3 separate regions of the Homo sapiens genome follow, and regions 2 and 3 are each linked to region 1. A link is an interaction called in ENCODE POLR2A ChIA-PET data of the cell type or tissue named here. Cell type or tissue: HepG2. All regions are shown on one strand. Links, peaks and the distances in the headings refer to the core of each region. The heading gives the core; the rest is flanking DNA.

What was found. Peaks named below come from ENCODE experiments on the same cell type or tissue, not always from the same donor. Only the 100,000 strongest peaks of a DNase experiment are listed, where the experiment ranks them.
Region 2: POLR2A ChIA-PET joins it to region 1 with 10 read pairs; 21 of 35 experiments call an interaction of 5 or more read pairs at or near these places.
Region 3: POLR2A ChIA-PET joins it to region 1 with 12 read pairs; 17 of 35 experiments call an interaction of 5 or more read pairs at or near these places.

The regions. Positions count from the first base shown.
Region 1 is chr1:234,715,858-234,722,127 of GRCh38, forward strand. LOC124904556 (a long non-coding RNA gene) reads left to right here. Exons shown (of 2, transcript XR_007066953.1): 2 at 1-1,722. Among named protein-coding and RNA genes, the nearest start is that of LINC01132, 5.0 kb to the right of the region's middle. In HepG2, for the core only: no CTCF peak of the experiment used is centred there; DNase peaks (open chromatin) are centred at 1,324, 2,864, 3,394 and 3,764; H3K4me3 peaks cover 2,874 bases.
Region 2 is chr1:234,778,984-234,785,253 of GRCh38, forward strand. It overlaps LOC124904557 (a long non-coding RNA gene), which reads right to left. Exons shown (of 3, transcript XR_007066954.1): 2 at 1,322-1,431; 3 at 246-581. Among named protein-coding and RNA genes, the nearest start is that of LINC02961, 22 kb to the left of the region's middle. RefSeq lists a silencer at 410-608 and enhancers at 1,071-1,676, 1,677-2,280, 6,269-6,270. In HepG2, for the core only: a CTCF peak has its summit at 2,528; a DNase peak (open chromatin) is centred at 2,488; H3K27me3 peaks cover 1,120 bases.
Region 3 is chr1:234,639,629-234,645,898 of GRCh38, forward strand. No RefSeq gene overlaps it. Among named protein-coding and RNA genes, the nearest start is that of LINC00184, 13 kb to the left of the region's middle. RefSeq lists a silencer at 3,495-3,789 and an enhancer at 3,495-3,789. In HepG2, for the core only: no CTCF peak of the experiment used is centred there; a DNase peak (open chromatin) is centred at 3,743.

The DNA of each region.
Region 1 (6,270 bases), core at 771-5,770:
ATGCGAGGGAGGGGTCACACGAACTGAATACAGTCCAAAGGACTGTAGGCAGTGGATGATACTATTTAGGAGGTCTAAATATAGCTCTAGTAATCTCAGCAAGAATAAGTTACAATGAAACAATTACGGGTAAGGGAGAAGCTAGCTAGATTTCACTGGACTAAAAAGGAGTAAGAAAGGAGTGGCTGGGCACCATGGCTCACGTCTGTAATCCCAGCACTTTGGAAGGCTGAGGCAGGCGGGTCACGAGGTCAACAGATCGAGACCATCCGGGTGAACATAGTGAAACCCTGTTTCTACTAAAAATAGAAAAACTAGCTGGGCGTGGTAGCGCATGCCTGTAATCCCAGCTACTCGGGAGGCTGAGGCAGGAGAATCACTTGAACCCGGGAGGCAGAGGTTGCAGTGAGCCGAGATCATGCCATTATTGCACTCCAGCCTGGCGACAGCTAGAGACTCTGTCTCAAGAAAAGAAAAAAAAAGAAAGAAAGAAAGGAGTAAATGGTGCCAGCAAGATAGCTACATAGAATGGAAAGAGCAGGGAGGGCCGTGTGGACACTTAGCTCCTCTGTCTGCAGGTTGTACAACTTCAATCGTCCGGCAGGCCCGTGAGCACCTTCGGTGTGACAGTCTGTTCAGCACTGGGGCTATAAAGATAAACAAGACAAAGTCCATGTGCTCAAAGAGCTCTCCGTCTGTGATCCCAGAGAGACATCTGGACAGAGACGTCAAAATACAAAACAATAAATTCTGGACAGAGCAGTGTTTAGCATGAATCGTGATCTGGAGGACAAAGACACAGTCCTTGCTGTCACGGAGCTCACCATTGAGGGATGCCCACAGGCAGCTGAAATACAGCGGAAGTGATAAATCTTTAACAGAGGGTGTTTTACTCGGGGCACCCAGAAAAAAATGAAATTTTAACTGCAGATTCAGGAAGTTATCCATGAAAAGGCGGCAGTTGATTCCAAACTCCAACAATGCGCTGTCAAGGCTCATGGGCTGGCTGAGACCGTCACTTCAGGCAGAGGATGTAGCGTTCTGAGGGGAAGAAAAAGTTTTAAAAAGAAACTTCCAGAGACACTGTCTTGATGCAAGGAGTAAACATAAAGTACAAATCTGGAACACAGCGTCAGACTTATTAGGAAAGTTACTCGGATCAGGGCCTCTGAAATCACCCAGACCCGAGCTCCGTAACTGCTCTGGTATAGAGCTGGGCTCTGTGCTATGGAGACAGTACTGACATTTCATCTTCCCGAGGCACGTCCCCTGGCTCCGTGATGTGGCCGTACAACAAGCCTGCCCTTTGTTACGGTGTGTGCACACATGTAAGTGCTCTCGACAAATCTGTGTTCCTGCCTCTCCTCCAGTGCTTCTCAGGCAACGACGTTACCCTTGGCCTCAAGGAAAAAAAACAGACACCGTTGGTTGGAGATTACTGAGTAAACCTACAACGTCCTCATGCTTAAGGCCCCGTCTGTGATTCCACCATGAAGGTCACATATCCTCTCTCCTAAAAAGACCTCATGTCTCCATTTAAGTATTTGTTTGGGAAAATGCTGTATTGTATTGAAATTATTGTATAAAGATAGGGCCTTGGTACAAAATCTAGGAATGTGAGGTTTAAACACAGTTGGATAAATTTTTAAAAATCACATTGCAAATTTTAATTAAGGCGAGGGAGCTTAATTTAAACAAATAAATGATTAGTGTTGACTACCAGAGTATAAACAAGACTGTAGTTTTAAAATGTAATCAGCGTTCTCCCCATTTTCAGACATTATCCTGGTCTGAATTCCTCACCCTGTCCTCTCTTTGCAACACGAGGCACAGTGAGCTGTGGTCTGGACTGTTTTTGCAGCCCCTCTTTGGCGACAACAGGGTAGAACCCACAGCCATCAAATCAGCCTCTAGGTTGGCCCAAAACATCACAGTGGCCTGGACATGATGGAGTATTTCCAGGCACATAGAAACTTGGCCTTTATTCTTCCGGGTTGTAAATCTGGCACCTCTCAGGATCAGTAAATAAGCTTTTTTAAAAGCCCAAACAAACCATAAGGAAATCCTGCATTCTGAAACAAAAGGTATGAAAGCTAAGTCAAGACCCACACTGCCATTGTGTCACTTGCCAGGATGTGAGCTGCTGCCTTGGGAGAAAGATAACATGAAAGAGGCTATAATTGCAGGGCTGAGACTCCAGGTCCCATGAAAACAGGATAAAAAATAGCAAGCAAGAAGTGTTCCCTGAGCTTTCAGCTGGGCTAGGGTGGGGAAAAAAATCAAAAGAGCAACACTCTCCTGAAGTTGTTCAAGAAATGGAGACACAGGGGGAGGAGAATGAGAAAGAACACCAAGGCCAAGTTAACGTGTTTAGGAAAAATATGGGGGCAGGAGAGAAAAAAAAAAAAGGCGGAATGATTTAATGCCAGCCAAAGTAACTAAGGGGAAGAAGGTGTGTTTTTATAAACATGTTTGCTTTTGTGTGTGTGTGTGTGTGTGTGTGTGTGTGTGTGTGTGCCGGGGGAAAAGTGTGGAAAAAGAGAAACTAGGTCCATTAATGAAGGAGTAGGGTGTTGCAAGGGAAATGACTAAATTAGCTGAGCTTTTAAACTGCTTTTAAAAAATTAGCTTAAATGAGAAAAATAAAGATAAGAGGTAAGAATGATTGGGAGGATGCAGTCAATAAACTATTGATAAGGAAGGGTTAAAGGAGTATTTAGAGAAATTGAAGATATGCAAATGAGAGGTCAAAATAACAGTAGCCCAGTGTAGTTAGTGGAACTAGCTGAAGAATTTGGAACACCACGGCGGGACTTCATAACCACTCAGTCTACAGGGAGTACTAAGAACACATTCTAACATTGTACAGCACCTTATACTAACATTGTGCATGATAAATGCATTCATTGTTCTCACATTCTTACATTCATCTGAGTCTGGTCTTTACCTCCACTATCAGCAGCAATGTGATAGGACTGACCAAAGCGAAAGATGTTTAAAACTCTTTTTGGTATGAAACAGAAGCAAAATCACTTCTCTCGGTAATAAAGAAGGACATTGAGGCATTGAGTAGTCAAAGGAATTGCTGAAGATGAAACACCAAGTCAGTGACTAAGTTCTGACCCATTTTTAAGAATTCAGACATATTCCCCCAAAAAGAAAGAATGTATTTAACGCAGGTTTTCAGATAGGGAGTCCCACTAGCGCTAGGAACCATTTCAGAGGTAGACCTTGCCTGCATTCCTAACGTGACTATTGCTGTAGTTAATTTTCCCCATTTGCCTACTCCAAGTTACACTTAGCCAATGGCACAGCTTAAAATCGGAACACCAAACCACTCTTTCAACCCTTACCCCGAGCAAATGTCAGAAGGCCTCCAGCTATTCTTTGTGAATTGCAAAATGAACCAGTGTCTGCCCCTTTACCCTTCCAGAGCCGTGGAGTCTAGGTCTATGCCCAAGAGAGATGCATGAAATGTTTTACTGGTTTCTGCAAATAAGCCAGACCAAGGGAGAAACAGACCTTCAGCAAGTAGTAACCAAATGCAAGTTTTGAGAATGTGGAGGGAGAGGAGGTAAGGTTAATGAACACCCCTATACATCTTTTCAGTGTCTCTTGCTGAATTACCCAGCCCTGAGCTAACACCTTGCTGAATCACCCAGTCCTGATGCAGGTTTATGCTGTGTCCTGAATTGGTCTCTGGTGTCCCTTTCAGCTTCTGCCCCTGCAAACTGGGCAGTGCATCCAAGGTCTCCTGCTAACATCTGTCACTCATCGGAGCCACCTGATCTGAAGCGTTGTCAGGGTCAGTATTTTTGTTCTGCCTGCTGTTTTGCTAATGGATCAATGGCAGTCAGTAAAGAACAAACCGTGCCAGAAAAGAATGTCCTCTTCTTCTCAGCTGACTCAGCTCGGGACAGGAAGACAGGGGGCATCTGGCATTTGGGGAAGCCCTTGATTGTCCCTTAGGAAATAACTGAAAATGGATTTGTGTTGGCCTGGTTCTAAGAAGGTCACCCAGGTTGAATTTGAAAAGCAGAGGCACTGTGTCCACAAAAGAAAGTGATAAGCAGCAAGCCATTTCTCAAAGCTAATGCCCGAGTGTGTACCACCGGGATCCATTTTATATCTCTCTACAGATTGGTGTGTTTTTCATGACAACCATCCCCATAGCAACCAGGTGTCCAGGCACTAAATTGATCTCAAGGATATGAAATCTCAGCCTGGTGAGGGAAGCCCACTCTGACTGCAGTTTCCTTGGAGTCGTTTCACATCGAGGGCTGGTGTGCAGGTCATGGGGAATGGGGCTTCTTCCTGAGGGCTCAGCTGGACACAAGGGACAGCCCTGGTGAGAGGGGAGCCTTTCCTTTTTCATGTTTACTAATAATCCAGAAGAAAGGGTAAGAAACTGGTAAATCAAATTCAAATGAAACTAAATGGGAAGATGTTGCAAACGCCAGTTGGATGGAGGAAATTATGTGGACAGCCACGGAAGAAATGACCACGTAAGACCTGCCCTGGAAAGGCCACAGTTGGAACCTCTGGGAGCCAATATTCCAAAGCAAGAAGCTAGAAGAGATTTACCAAGCAGAATTATTTGAGGAGATTGGGGCGAGGGAGAGATGATAATTAAGCTGAAAAAAAGGGACATTACAGGGTGCGCAGAGCTGAGGGCCGTGCAGGGAAGGGGCAGAGCAGTTCTAGCTGGACGAAAGCTTAGGTCTTGGTCAGGGAAATGAGGTGCTCCCATGGATTGTCCAGGTGAGCCCAGAGAGCGCACCCAGGGAAGAATGTTGAGGGCATGGGGGGTCATAGGAAGGAGTGAGGGAGAGCCCACACAACAGTATCCTCTTAAGGCAGCTCATGCTCGCCCAGAGGCAGCTACCTGCCATCAGGCTGTCCCTAAGGTCAGCCTTGCTAATGCTGAGCCCCTGCCTTCCACAGTTACCCTGTCCTGGGGCTTTGGTGATGGTCCTCCTCACCTCAACAGTGATGGACAAGGGCTCCTTTTGCTTTGAAGTGATGCCCACGTGCTTACTGCACAAGGAGGGCAGGGAAGAGCCAGGAAGGGAGGAACCGCCACGCCAGCGGGGACAACGTGACGACACGGAACAAAGGGACATGCCGTTGGAATCCTAGGAAGAAGTTTCTTAAGTGACATCTAAATAGGCTGCAAATGGCCTTTTCGAGGGAACTCCCATCCCTGTGATAATCTAAACCAGAATCGGATGAGATGGGGTGGACCGCATCTCGGGAGGAGCACATGGGTGTGAGGGAGGAGGGACGTGGCAACCTCATGCTCCCTTCTCTCTGTAATCACTCTGTCAACCCACGATTCTGGGAGGGGAGTATGAAATGTGTGGTTTGTCTATTGCATGAAGATATTTGGATCCCCCAAATCTAGGTGTGTCTGGAAGAAAGCTGCCCTCTCCCAGAGGAAAGCTGGGGGTTAAATCCATAACTGTCAGTGTGTCTGGCAACAAAATAAAAGGAAACCACATTCTCCATGAATGAAGGGAGAAGCAGGAAGGAGGTAGTTTTTTCTTTTTTAAAAACATGAATAAGATCCTCCAATATGTTTGAGATTATTGAGCAAATTCTTTGAAAAGGGCCCTGGGTCACTAACCAACAGATTGTGGATGTAGAAACCACATTCTTCCAACTTCCCTTCCCATCCTGACCCCAGAGATAGCAGGTTGGGTATGCTGGGGGTCTTTGTTTAGTTAACCATTAACAATTCATAAAAGTGCAGATCCCTGCACGATAAGTCCAGTCCTTGGAATGTTATTAGAAAATCCTATTTCTAGTCTGTTATGAAACAGAGGTTTTGATGTGCTGCCAGGTTTATGGGGAACTCTGGAAACAACACTTGCTTCTCTGAGAAGCTGAGGCTGGGTGGGTGTTACATAAAGCTTTCCTAGCAACTTAGCTTTATCACAGAATGGGAGGCTGCAGTGGAAAATATCAGACGAGTTAATGCAAAACCTGAGCCAACCCACTATCCCCATTTGCTCTAAGGCCAGCCAGCAAATCTGTGGGAGTGATTTTAACCCACGGGGGAGCGGCAGGCCTAGGGCTCCGGTTGACTGCAGATTCAGCCCAAGAATGCTCGGGCAGCTCAGAGCTGAAAGGCACCTTCAGACAGACCTCACGGAAGGCAAAACAGCTCTTCTTGACTCTGAACCAATTGCTGATTGAAATTCACACAAACACACCTTCCTTTTCCTTCTTTGGGTCATTCCCAGTTTCTCCGGGCACTGCAGGAACAAA
Region 2 (6,270 bases), core at 472-5,471, 63 kb after region 1:
GATGGCGGGCACCTCAAAGACAGGGCACACAGGGAAGCATCCGGGTCCCTGGGGACTCCAACAATGCTTCGAGCTGATACCAGGGGAGGAGAGGGTCAGCCTTGGGGCCGGTGGGGGGGTGCGGGGGCAGAGAGCAGGTGCCTTCGTTGGATTCTCAGTCTGCAATTTGCAGACTGAGACCATGAGCACAGCACCCTTCCTCAGAGAAATGATCATAAGACCTACCCCACTGAATGTGGCAGCTGTAACGGGAGACATTTGTACATTTATTCACCGAATCCTTGAGAACTCACTGTACGTTGAGCCCTGGAAGTGCAAGTGTTTTGAAGTCAGAAGAGCAGCACATTGGCTGGAGGAAAGAGGTGGTCTTATCTTAAGAAGCAGAGCTCTGGCGGGTAGACAGGGGAGAGGCCAGGAGGTCCTGCCATCCTCCGGGAACATGTGCCCAGGCAGCAAGAAGCGCAGGAACTGAGGGCCTCCCACATCACTGGGGCACCAGGTAGCTTCTGCCTACAGGGACCACTGCTTGTTGCGCCTTCAGGTAACTTCTCTGCTGTCAGCCCCTGAGATCCCAGATTGCGCTGGAAGAAATAAAAATATTTCAATAGAAAACATAGGTCATTGACATCTTTTGAGAAGGTTGTTCAGAGAGCCAGCAAACAGAAGATTCCCTGAAGAGCTGTCTTTCGTGGGGGAGATTTGCATCTGCAGAGATGCAATCAGGCCTTCTCCAAGACCTTCCCTTGTCCAGATCTAGGAAAGATTAACCAAGAGTCTGACATGTTTAAAGGTCTAAAAAAGGATTATCCCCGTAATCCCAGCACTTTGGGAGGCCGAGATGAGCAGATCATCTGAGGTCAGGAGATTGAGACCAGCCTGGCCAACATGGTGAAACCCATCTCTACTAAAGATATAAAAATTAGCCAGGCATGGTGACACATGCCTGTAATCTCAGCTACTCAGTAGGCTGAGGCAGGAGAATCACTGGAACCCGGGAGGCGGAGGTTGCAGTGAGCTGAGATGGCACCACTGCACTCCAGACTGGGCGACAGAGCAAGTCTCCATCTTAAAAAAAAAAAAAAAAAAAAAAAAAAAAAAAAAAAAAAAAAAAAAAGAATTATCATCTGTTCTCTTTGAGGGCTGCTATCTGTGGGATTTCCTCTGCATAACAAGATCACCTTTGTTAGCCACGACTCCCTTTCTTCCCCCCAAATAACCTATCTTGCCTCCATAACCTGCTGTTCCACCATAGTCTGGTTTGGGCCATGCTCTGAGCCCCCATTCTCTCTGTAACTGTAGGATGGGATGTAAGCTTCTATACCTCAATGCAGATGGTGGGGTAATCACTCCACGGTTCTCCCCCATGCGCATATTGATCTGTATGCCTTTATTCCAATTAATCTCCTTTTGTGAGTTGATTTTTCAGCAAACCTTCAGAGGAAGAAGGGGGATTTTTTTCTTTGTCCCCTACAGCATTCTGTCCCTCAGAGCACCCCCTGAACCTGCCTCAGTAAGACCAGCATGTGGAAAGGGGAGAAATCTAGTACACAGCCTCATTCAGTGCCTGTCCCTCCAGCCTGAGCCACCAGCCCCGGAGAGGCCCGGGCCACCAGGGGATGCATACCTGAGAGCTGCCTCCGGGGCGGCATCCATGTTTCCTATACCCCTGAGATGGCTCACCAGGGAGCCCATGGCTGAAATCTGAAGACAATCAGGTCTGAAGACTTCCTGCTTTCCCAGAACACCACCAAGAGATGGCCACGTCCTCAGGTTCTGCATCAGACTGAAGGAAGCTCAAGGATGTTGGTGATTCCAGTGCTGGCAGAGATCATGGCTTGCTCCAGGCGTCTCTCCCCACTTCACAGTGGCCAGCGAGACACCTTGCATGTGGCTCACCAGAAGAAGCCACGTTTTCTCTAGAGGCGGCATACACATCTGGAACGCGTCTCCCTCCCAAGGAATTTGTGGTGCCTTCACAGGAGGGTGTGTGGCTGCCAAAGGGCATCAGACTGGACTCTGAAGCACCCTGCTGTCCTCAGGCCAAGACCACTTTCCAGCACAATGAAGCTAGAACTAGGCTCTGAAAATGTCACATCAACCCTTTGCATGAATCGGAAGACTGAGCCCCTCGTCTTCACAACTCACTGGCTCTATGACTTTGGAAGAAGCTCTGAACCTCTTGGTGTCTCCAATTCATCATCCATAAAAGGAGTATCATAACACTGTACTTGCAGGGATCAAAACAGAGTCCCAGGCATGAAAATACTGTGAAGTACAAGAGCTATGAATGTCAATTGCTAATAGTTGTATGTGAACCACCTTGAGGGAAGGAGGAGAGAAGGTGAAGGGTGCTTTCACCTATTTACAATCCTGAATTCCTGGACTCTGGGCTGGTGTTTGTATTTTCCAGCTAGCCCAAGATGACATGTTCACTTATGACCATTTGGTCTCTAAAAATGAACTCCCATCTGGAATCCAAGACCGTGGCTGGCCTGAACTCTGGACCCACATCACACTTCCAAGAAGGAAGCTAGAGTGGCCCCTAGGGAACAGCCTGTGTCAGGACAGTCACTTTAAACACCCCTGCTCTCTACATTTAGAGCCTGGAAAAACTTAGTCGAAACCTAAAATGAACTGAACCTTGGCCCGTGGATGTTTCCAAGTAAATTGAAACCCTCATCCACACCATTAGCCCAGTGCTTCTGCAACCTAGTGATGCTTACCCACTGTGACTCCTCGCGTCAGTATACCCCGGGATGTGTGGAGGCGTTTAAAGGGCTGATGACTTAGAGCTGGTGGTGACATTTTGGAACCTATGGTGCCAGCCACCATTAGGGAAATCCTACACTGATTCATTGGCTCTTCTAGGTAAGGGTTTCAAGAAGCAAGGTCTTCTTGGTAGGAATCTAAGAGAAGAGGCATCCTGGTTGTGTTGGACAGAACATGGTCTTTGCAGCCAGACAAATCTTGATTTAGTACGGACTCCAGAATGTCTGTGTAGACAGGATTTGGGGCAGCAATAATCTCAATGAAAGGGAGATGACAGGGAAGCACATATTGAAGCTACATTTTTGCCTCCTGTAGGCTCTTCCGACTTAGATTGTGTGTTTATTTGGGATAATTGTGGAGAAGGGGGCTGCTACAGATGATGGTTACAACGAAAGCCTCCCAAACCACCCCTTGATAATGACACTGTCTGGATTCAAATCAGCATCTACCACTTACCGTCTATGTGACCTTGGGCGAGTAACTTAGCATCTCCGAGCTACTGTTTTCTTATTTGTAAAATGAGAAGAATAATTCCACTCTGGCAGGGCTTTTGTGGGGGATTACATTGGATAACATATGGGAAAGGGCTTAGCACAATGCAGGCATATAATAGGCTCTCAACATATGGAAGTCTCTTTCCTTCTTTCCATCGCTGGTCCCCAGATGTCTCAGGATCCTAATGAAGTATCCAGATGAGGACTGAGATCTAGAAAGTTCTTTTTTTTTAAGTTAGATATTTGTGGGGGTTTGCTTTTGGATTTTGTTGCCCACCGTTAAGTGTATTTCAAGGGGACACTACATCTGCCCTGCACATTGTAAGTCCAGAATACCATGCAGCTGGCCTACTTGAAAGGGAGCCTTCACAGGCTGAACTACACAGGCAGCACCAGTCCTGAGGATGAAAAAGCCACCATAGCAAATGAATTAGGTCAGCGGCTTTCCTAAAGTCTAGAGGCAGCAGAATCTTCCTACAGTGGGATTTTTTAATGGTTTTTTTCTCCTGGTTTTTGTAGTGTGTGTGTGTGTGTTTCCTTTCTCACTGAACTCCTGGAGGCTGGACAAGACACAGGATGATAGAATAGAAGGAAAAAGAAGGAGACATTATAAGTACATGCCCCAGTACCAAGTTCTTTGCAAGGAATCTCTGGAGACGACTGGTGGAACTCATGGGGTTGGCAGAAAACTACTGACTTTGCATGGCCAACACTCATTGGTTCATTCATGCATTCAGGAAGCATTTGCTGAGGGAGGCTGACAGCTCCCTGGGAGATGTTAATACATGACATAGCCCCAGTCCCTACATTCTAATGAGTTGTTCCAAATAACAAGTGTTGGGACTCAGAAAACAATACCCCAAAAGGAAGGCTTAGCCTCAGAAGCAAAAGTTTTTCTCTGATCTTCTCCTGCCCTCCTATCTCTTGCCCCTCATTCTCCCCGAGGCCAGCCATAGAAACCAGAATCCCTCTTCCCCAAGGCGGATATAAAAACCAGAACCCCTTTTCCCCAAAGCCAGCCATAAAACCTAAAATACAACTCTAGCTTTCCTTCCACCTTTCTGTGTAAAAACTGGCCATAAAGACCTCATCTAACCTATCTTATTTGACTGTAGGTCATAAGACCCCCACTCCAGAAAGGATCCTGTCCCATACCCAGAAGGAAGGAATGCGGCATGGATGCCTGGAAGAATCTAGGCAGACAGGCCTTGCTGCGCTTTCTACTCAGTCTAGTCTAGCATTCCATCAGACCCTTTTTGTCCAGTCATATTTCTATGTGACTATCCATACTGTCTTGAACCTAAGTGTAAAAGTGGACAATTTCCCCTCTATCTTTGGGTCTTCATTCTGAAGGCTCCTGTGTATACACATTAAATAAATGTGTATGCCTTTTTTCCTATTAATCAATCTTCTTCATGTCAGTGATTTTCCAGTGAACCTTTGGGAAGAAATGCTGGCTCAATTAGAAATAGAAATTTGCAAGCCAGGTGCGGTGGCTCACGCCTGGAATCCTAGCACTTTGGGAAGCCAAGGTCAGGATCACCTGAAGTCAGGAGTTTGAGACCAGCCTGGCCAACATGGTGAAACCCTGTCTCTACCAAATATACAAAATTAGCCAGGCTTGGTGTTGCCTGCCTGTAGTCCCCACTACTCAGGAGACTGAGACAGGAGAATCGCTTGAACCCGGGAGGCAGAGGTTGCAGTGAGCCAAGATCACACCACTGCACTCCAGCCTGGGTGACAAGACCAAAACTCCATCAAAAAAAAAAAAAAAGCAAGGAAAGAAAGAAAGAAAAAAGAAGGGAAGGAAGGAAAGAAGGAAGGAAGGAAGGAAGAAAGAAAAGAAAAGAAAAGAAAAGAAAAGAAAAGAAAAGAAAAAAGAAAAGAAAAGAAAGAAAAGAAAAGAAAAGAAAAAAATAAATTTGCAAAAAGATCCGCTATTAGACCTAGGCCAGTGGATCATGAAGCCACACACACCACACTTTGTTTCCTTGCAGGGATCCAGTCCCTCCCCTGAGAATGCAGGCTCCTGACTTCTGGTCTCCCACACCCTCGGTGCTATGCAGTGTCAGCCCAGTATCTGGCTCACAGCAGTCCTAGTGAGCATCTCTTGGGGAGTCCCCTTTACCACCTGTGTATTACAGCTTCCCAAGGATTAGGAGTAAGGGGAAGAAGCCATTTAAACAAAATTGCTTTTGAAGCACAGATGGGTTCACAATACAGAAAAAATGGTGCTTAGCAAGAAATGTTTAGGATTTGGCAGATTCTGAAGTTCATTTCACATTGTTTGATGCTTTAAACCAGCTGCTTCTCCCATTCCCTAAACATCAGCTCCCAAGAGAGCAAGTCAGCCTAGGACTCTCCAGGCAATGATATTTCCTTGGATAATATGCAACCTTTTCTGGAAGGTCTGTTCCATCAGCACTCAGCTCAGCACCCATCCAGAGCATCTCACTTCCCTTCTCACCATGGTTTCCCTAACAATGGATTCCACACGCACATACGGCTATAGAGGGTCAGTTCAACTGAGCGTGTTTCCCAGCAATTGACACAATAGATTCCTCTCTGGGGAGCGAAGGAGTCTACTTACCTGGGATTCCCCTTGTCTCTACTGAGCCACTGGGGGCCATGGTACAAGCAGCCAATCCTAAGGACCCTCCTGCTCTCCTCTTGTTGTCCAGCTTGTTTTCTTAGTATGCGCACTACTTGATTTATGGTGCCTGGAGAACCTCAAGCCAACAAGATGCTTGCTCCTGACTTCTCTGATTCCAGGGTTCCTTACTTCCTAGTCTCCACCCCTGGTTCATAAGCAGCTTGAAGGAAGACACAACCAAGACCCTACCTTTGCAACAGCTGTGAAATGGGATCAGAGAATTCCGGTAAAAGTTTGTCAAGCTAAGTGGGATGTATCCAAGGCTTCGTAAGAAAGGAGGCTGGATCTAGCTCCAGAGCCACTTCTGGAGGCTTGGATAAGAATGGGAAAAGTAAGCCTCCCATTTGCAATTCG
Region 3 (6,270 bases), core at 627-5,626, 76 kb before region 1:
TCCCATCTCTGTTGTTTGCAAGCTGTGTGTCTTTCAGAAACTTTACTTAAATTTCTTGAGCATCAGTTTCCTCACAAGGGTGTGGTCAAGTGATAATCAAGTATTTGTACTTTAACCCTGTACCTGGCTGATAGCAAGCCCTCAGAAAAGAATTAACTTAGAGTTTTTATACATTCCCTCCAGTACAATGTTCCTAACATACAAGGGGCATATGTGTGTATTATGAGTGGGAAGAAGGAAGGAAGGATGCAATTGATAAGGCTTGCATTCAACATTGCTGTAGTCAAACCCTCTTTCCTTAGGAAGATCTGGATGTGCCAACATTTCTTATATATCATATGTGGAGGTGACTTAGGTTTTTCTTTCAGTACTTCATCATTTGAAAGAGCATTTGGTGATAATGAGCAGGTTCTGAAGTCTGTGAACTAAACTAAAAGTAAAAATAAATGGGACGGTGAAATTTTGTTTGTGCCTTAAGGGAACTCCCTTTTACCCTCCCACTATGTTGATGATGTCATGTTTGTTCTAACATATCATCTAACAATTCCCTCCATTCATTTTTTTTCTCCTTATTTCTTTTCCTTTCAAGTAACAGTATCTTCAACAATCGTTCGGCTGTTCAGGAACTTAAAAATCATGAGACGATTCTTAAAGGATAGGAACTAACATTGATCACACAGTGTGTAATCCCACATCTATATACTGGCAAATGATGGCACAAACACCATAAAATCTCAGCTTGCTTTGTAGCCATTCTGGATTGCTGAGTTCTAGGCAAGTAAGAGCTGGTCCTTCAAAGCACCAAAAGAAAGAAAGGAAGGAAGGAAAGAAGGGAGGTGGGCAGAGAGGGAGGGAAGAAGGAAGGAGAGGGAGGGAGGGAGAGAGAGAGAAAGAAAAAGAAAGAAAGAAAGAAAGAAAGAAAAAAGAAAGAAAGAAAGAAAGAAAGAAGAAAAAGAAAGAGAGAAAGAAAGAAAAAGAAAGAAAGAGAAAAAAGAAAGGGGGAGAGAGAAGGAGGGAGGGAGGGAGAAAGGAAGGAAGGAAGGGAAGGAAAGAAAGAAAGAGAAAGAAAGAGAGGGAGAGTGAGGGAGGAAGGAAGGAAGGAAGGGAGGGAGGGAGGAAAAGAAAGAAAGAAAAGAGAAAGAAAGAAAGAAAGAAAGAAAGAAAGAAAGAAAGAAAGAAAGAAAGAAAAAGAAAAAAGGAATGGAGGGAGGAAGGGAATAAAGAAGGAACAAAAGAGAAGATTTTGGCAGAACACTTTCTAAAATGTAACTCAACCGCCCCTGCTTTCTTAAAGAGTGGAGGAACTTTATTTAACTTCTTATTTTTTTCTTTTCTTGGTTGTAACATTATCACAAAAAGAACTGATTTCACTGCTATCGGATAAAAAATAATAGGTTTAGGCCATGGTTGGGGGGAGAGAGAGAGAGAAGTGAGAGAGAAAGACACACACACACACACACACACACAGAGAGAGAGAGAGAGAGAGAGAAAGAGAGAGGGAGAGAAATATTTGCCTGCACACCTGAGAGGTCCCAAATTACTGTGCCTTTTGGAATTCTTGTGCCTGTCTGTTTTTTACATTTTTTTTCTGTTGCTCTCTTCTTTGGGCCATCAGCAGTTACCTCTTGTTAGTGTGCAAGACTATGCAAAGCCTTCTCCCTAATGCTGATTTTCTATTTCTAAATTGCTGTGGGCATAGAGAAACTCACACTGGTTAAGGATATGTGTGCAATAAACATAAATGCTTTTCAAGTCAGGAACTGAGGGCTGGTTCTTCTCTGAGAAAAGCATAAGAAAAGCGTCTCTCAAGTGTTGTTTTATTTTTTAAAAAATTCATTGTTTCTAAGCTATTTTCTAGATATGTGAGGCTAGCAATGGCTCAGTTCTATGTAAATAAAAATATATATTAAGTATTGTCAACCTACCCGCCCCACCCCTGGCAGAGATTGCTTACTCAAATGCTTACATTCGGATGATATATATCTTTCTTGCCCTGAAGTTTTGAAAATTTTAATAGCTCCATGGATTGAAATGACATGAGAGAAAAATATTTCAAGTCTCTTTTAGAATTTTTATGCTCATAAAAATGTTCCCAGTGTATCAAAGGCAAGTTTGATCTCAGAGAAGTCATATCCTCCAAAATCTATCTCAGGTGCTATCTCCCTATTGATGACACTTTCCTCTTTTCCCAATTGGTTTATAAAACTCATTTTCCAAGTGGGCAAAGGACATGAATAGACACATCTCAAAAGAATACATGCAAGTGGCCAACAAACATATGAGAAAATACTCAATATCACTAATCATCAGAGAAATGCAAATTAAAACCACAATGAGATACCATCTCACACCAGTGAGAATGGCTATTAAAAAGTCAATAGGCTGGGGGTGGTGCCTCAAGCCTGTAATCCCAGCACTTTGGGAGGCCGAGGTGGGCGGATCACGAGATCAGGAGTTCAAGACCAGCCTGACCAATATGGTGAAACCCCGTCTCTACTAAAAATACAAAAATTAGCCAGGCCTGGTGGCGTGTGCCTGTAGTCCCAACCACTCGGGAGGCCGAGGCAGAAGAATCACTTGAACCTGGGAGGTGGAGGTTGCAGTGAGCTGAGATCACACCACTGCACTGCAGCCTGGGAGACAGAGCAAGACTACGTCTCAAAAAAAAAAAAAATCAATAAATTACAGCTGCTGGCAAGGATGTGGAGAAAAAGGAATGCTTATACACTGTTATTGGGAATGTAAATTAGTTCATCCCCTATGGAAAACAGTATGGAGATTTCTCAAATAACTAAAAATAGAACTACCATTTGACCCAGCAACCCCACTACTGGGTAACTACCCAAAGGAACAGAAATCGTTATGTCAAAAAGACACCTGCACTCAGATGTTTATAGTTGCACTAGTCACAATAGCAAAGAGGATGGAATCAACCTAAGTGCCCATTCCTGGTGGGCTGGATAAAGAAAATGTGGTACCATGGAATATTATGCAGCCCTAAAAAAGAATAAAATCATGTCCTTTGCAACAATATGGATGCAGCTGGATGCCATTATCCTAAGTGAATTAACATAGAAACAGAAAACCAAATGTCATGTTCTCACTTATAAATGAGAGCTAGACAATAGGCATACGTGGACATAAAGACAGAAACAGTAGACACTGGGGATTCCAGAAGGGGAGACAAAGGGAGTGGGGTAAGGGCTGAAAAACTACCTATTGGGTACTATGTTCACTATTGGGGTGATGGATTCAATAGCAGCCCAAACCCCAGCATTATGCAATATACCCTTCTAACACACCTGCACAAGTATACCCTGAGTCTAAAATTTTTTTAAGTTAATTTTTAAAAAACTCATTTTCCATGACTGGTCATTTCTGTTTAAGATTCTATTGGTCAAAACTGCTATCTAGGCAGTTGCCAGTCCTTCAGGATTTCCAAGCAGAAACCATAATGAGTATTAAAAATCAGTGGGCTGGGAGCTCTAAGTCCCCAAACACATTCACAGTCAACCATGTGATGTTCCCCATTGACAACCCACAAGCAGAGGCAAGCTGCGGGGTGCCGCCCGACCAGAGCAGATTGCAGCCAGGCTGGCCTTCCTGAAAGACACACACACTGGTCCCTGGACCCTGGGACGCCCCCGCTCCCCCGACTGTTTATGTTTGCTGTCACACACTGAACAATCACGCGGTACACTTCACAGTCAGCAAGTTTATCTTGAGTTAAAGTTTGACCAGTAGAAACCAAGTTGTGTTTACCCCCGTCCTACAGCAAGTCATGTGCAAATAGCACCTGTGAACATTTTTCAGCACACATTCTGTACCCTCTCCATGGTTCTCATGGCAATGAATGTTGCGGGGAAAGCCAGTAAGCGTGAAAGCTTTGGCAAATGTTAAAATCCTCTCCGGAAATGGTTCACAATCACTGACATCAGGGTGCATGGGTCATGACCATCTTCGTCGTTAGAGCACATTCCCTCTTCCCCAAAATGCAAACTCAACCCAATAACCCTTCTACTAAACAGACTAGAAACTCTGAATGCTGTGACATATTTTCTCACTGTAATAAGAATACACTTACATGTTTTTTTAATTGTTAGAATTTAAAAGGATTTTATAGACTGGATTTCACAATACTTTCCAACTGTTGTATTTCATATTTATGCATTGGTCACAATGTGTTAAGCACTATTCTAAGTGCTTTCAAATATTATTAATTCATTTATTCCTCCTAACAACTTTGTGAGATAAGTACTATTATTACCCCATTTTACAGATCTGCAAACTGAGGCACAAAGAGATTCAGTAATTTGTCCAAGGTTACATGCATTGCTAGAGAGTGGTAGAGCCAGTGAGTTGAACCCAGGCCCAGACAAAAGCAAGTATATACCCATTTTCCATGCTGCCTTACTACATAAATGTAAGTATTGGTAATACTGTCTCTTTTTTTCCAAATAAATTGAAGAGAAGCTGATTTTTTAAATATTTACTATATTAGTTTGCTAGGGCTACTATAACAGAGTACCCTAGACTCAGTGGCTTAAACAATAGAAACTTATTTTCTCACAATTCTGGCGGCTAGATGTCTGAGATCAAGGTGCCATCAGGCTTGGTTTCTCTTGAGGCCTTTCTCTTTGCCTTATAGATAGCCACCTTCACCAGTTCACCTTACACGGATTTCACCCTGAGTGCATCTGTATCCTAATTTCCTCTCCTTAAAAAACACCAGTCGTATAGGATTAGGGCTCACAGCAATGACCTCATTTGAACTTAATTACCTCTTTAAGACCCCGTCTCCAAATAGAGTCCCATTCTGAGGTTAGTGGGGTTAGGGGTTCAACATATGAATTTTGGGGGACACAATTCACTATAACATCTACTACATGGTCATAATGTGCTAGCTACTATATGAAATGTCAAAATGTTGAGCTCCAAGTTCTTTAAGAAGGCACAGTATTCATAGTGGACATTTATTTGAATGACAAAGTTGACACGGCTCTTGTTTCTTTCTAGAAGGTTGACTTGACCATGCTCTCCAATTTGAAGTGGGTACTATGACCGAGGCATAGTGCTTGCCATTGTTTTACCTTGACTTCCTCACTTCGTACACCAAGGGTGAGAAACTGTTCATCTCTCTCTATCGTCTGTGTTTCATCTCTCTCTCTCTTTATCATCTGTCTTTCATCCATGTAGCTATTTATGTATCTACTGATCTGTCTGACTATCTATATGTCAATCAGTCATCTCAATGGACCACAAATTAAGGAATGAAGTAGTCATCTTGCTATTATGTGTGTCTTGGGCATGTCTTTAAAAAGACTCCATTTTAGCTTTCTCATTATAAAATGTGTCTCTTAAGCCAACTGTAGAAAGTAAGACTTAGTATAAAGGGAAGGAGCTTTATGGCAGGAAATCTAAGGTAAGCCATCTTTTATGACTAGAAGTAAATCCCTGGGTACAGGGAAAAATCAGAGATGTGGAAATAATAGGCGCGTGTATATGTAAGTATGAGATATTCATCTCACAGCGCCTGTCATGTAGGAGGTGATTTAAAATTATTAAAGGAAGGAAAACAGTATCCTGTCCCAGTTTTTTCCAACAAATGTCATAAACAGATACCTGCAATGATTTAGGTCCCTACAATATAATTTTACTTCTCATATAAAAGCAAATATTATCCTGCCTCTCCTACTTCTAATTCCCCAAGGAGAGCATGTCCTTCTTAACTGTGTTCATCACTTCTGCAATTACTGTGAATGTGGAAGTGCTATTTAAATAAATTTTAGAGCATTATACGAGTGTTACCATGAATGTTTGCCACTCCTTTCCCTTCTTTTGGTTTTGAATCCCAGGAAACTAAAAACAAAATTGGACACTAGTGAAATGAAGTTGCCAGGATAATGCTGAGTAAACTATGGCAATCCTTTGTTAACCCTAGTGTTGTAATAATGAGGTTCAGCATTTGTTTTTTAAAATTTCAAAATCTGTGATCTTTTAGCAGATGTTGGGCTCAGTTCAATATCCTTCACAGTGATGACTTTCCTTTCCTGTAGGTTATGCATGCCAGGATTGAGGAACTGCCTGTGTTCTACCCTTCAATGAATGGATAGAAATGTAGATCCAGAAAAAAAAATGTGCCCTTAAGTTCCTCAATATTTTGGGAAGTTGCCAAGTGGTTACTGTAGTAGATTACGGCATTGTTTGCAATTATTTGTCCTTTCTCCTTTAAAAGGGTTATATATCCCTGCCTTAGACCCCTTATAAGTA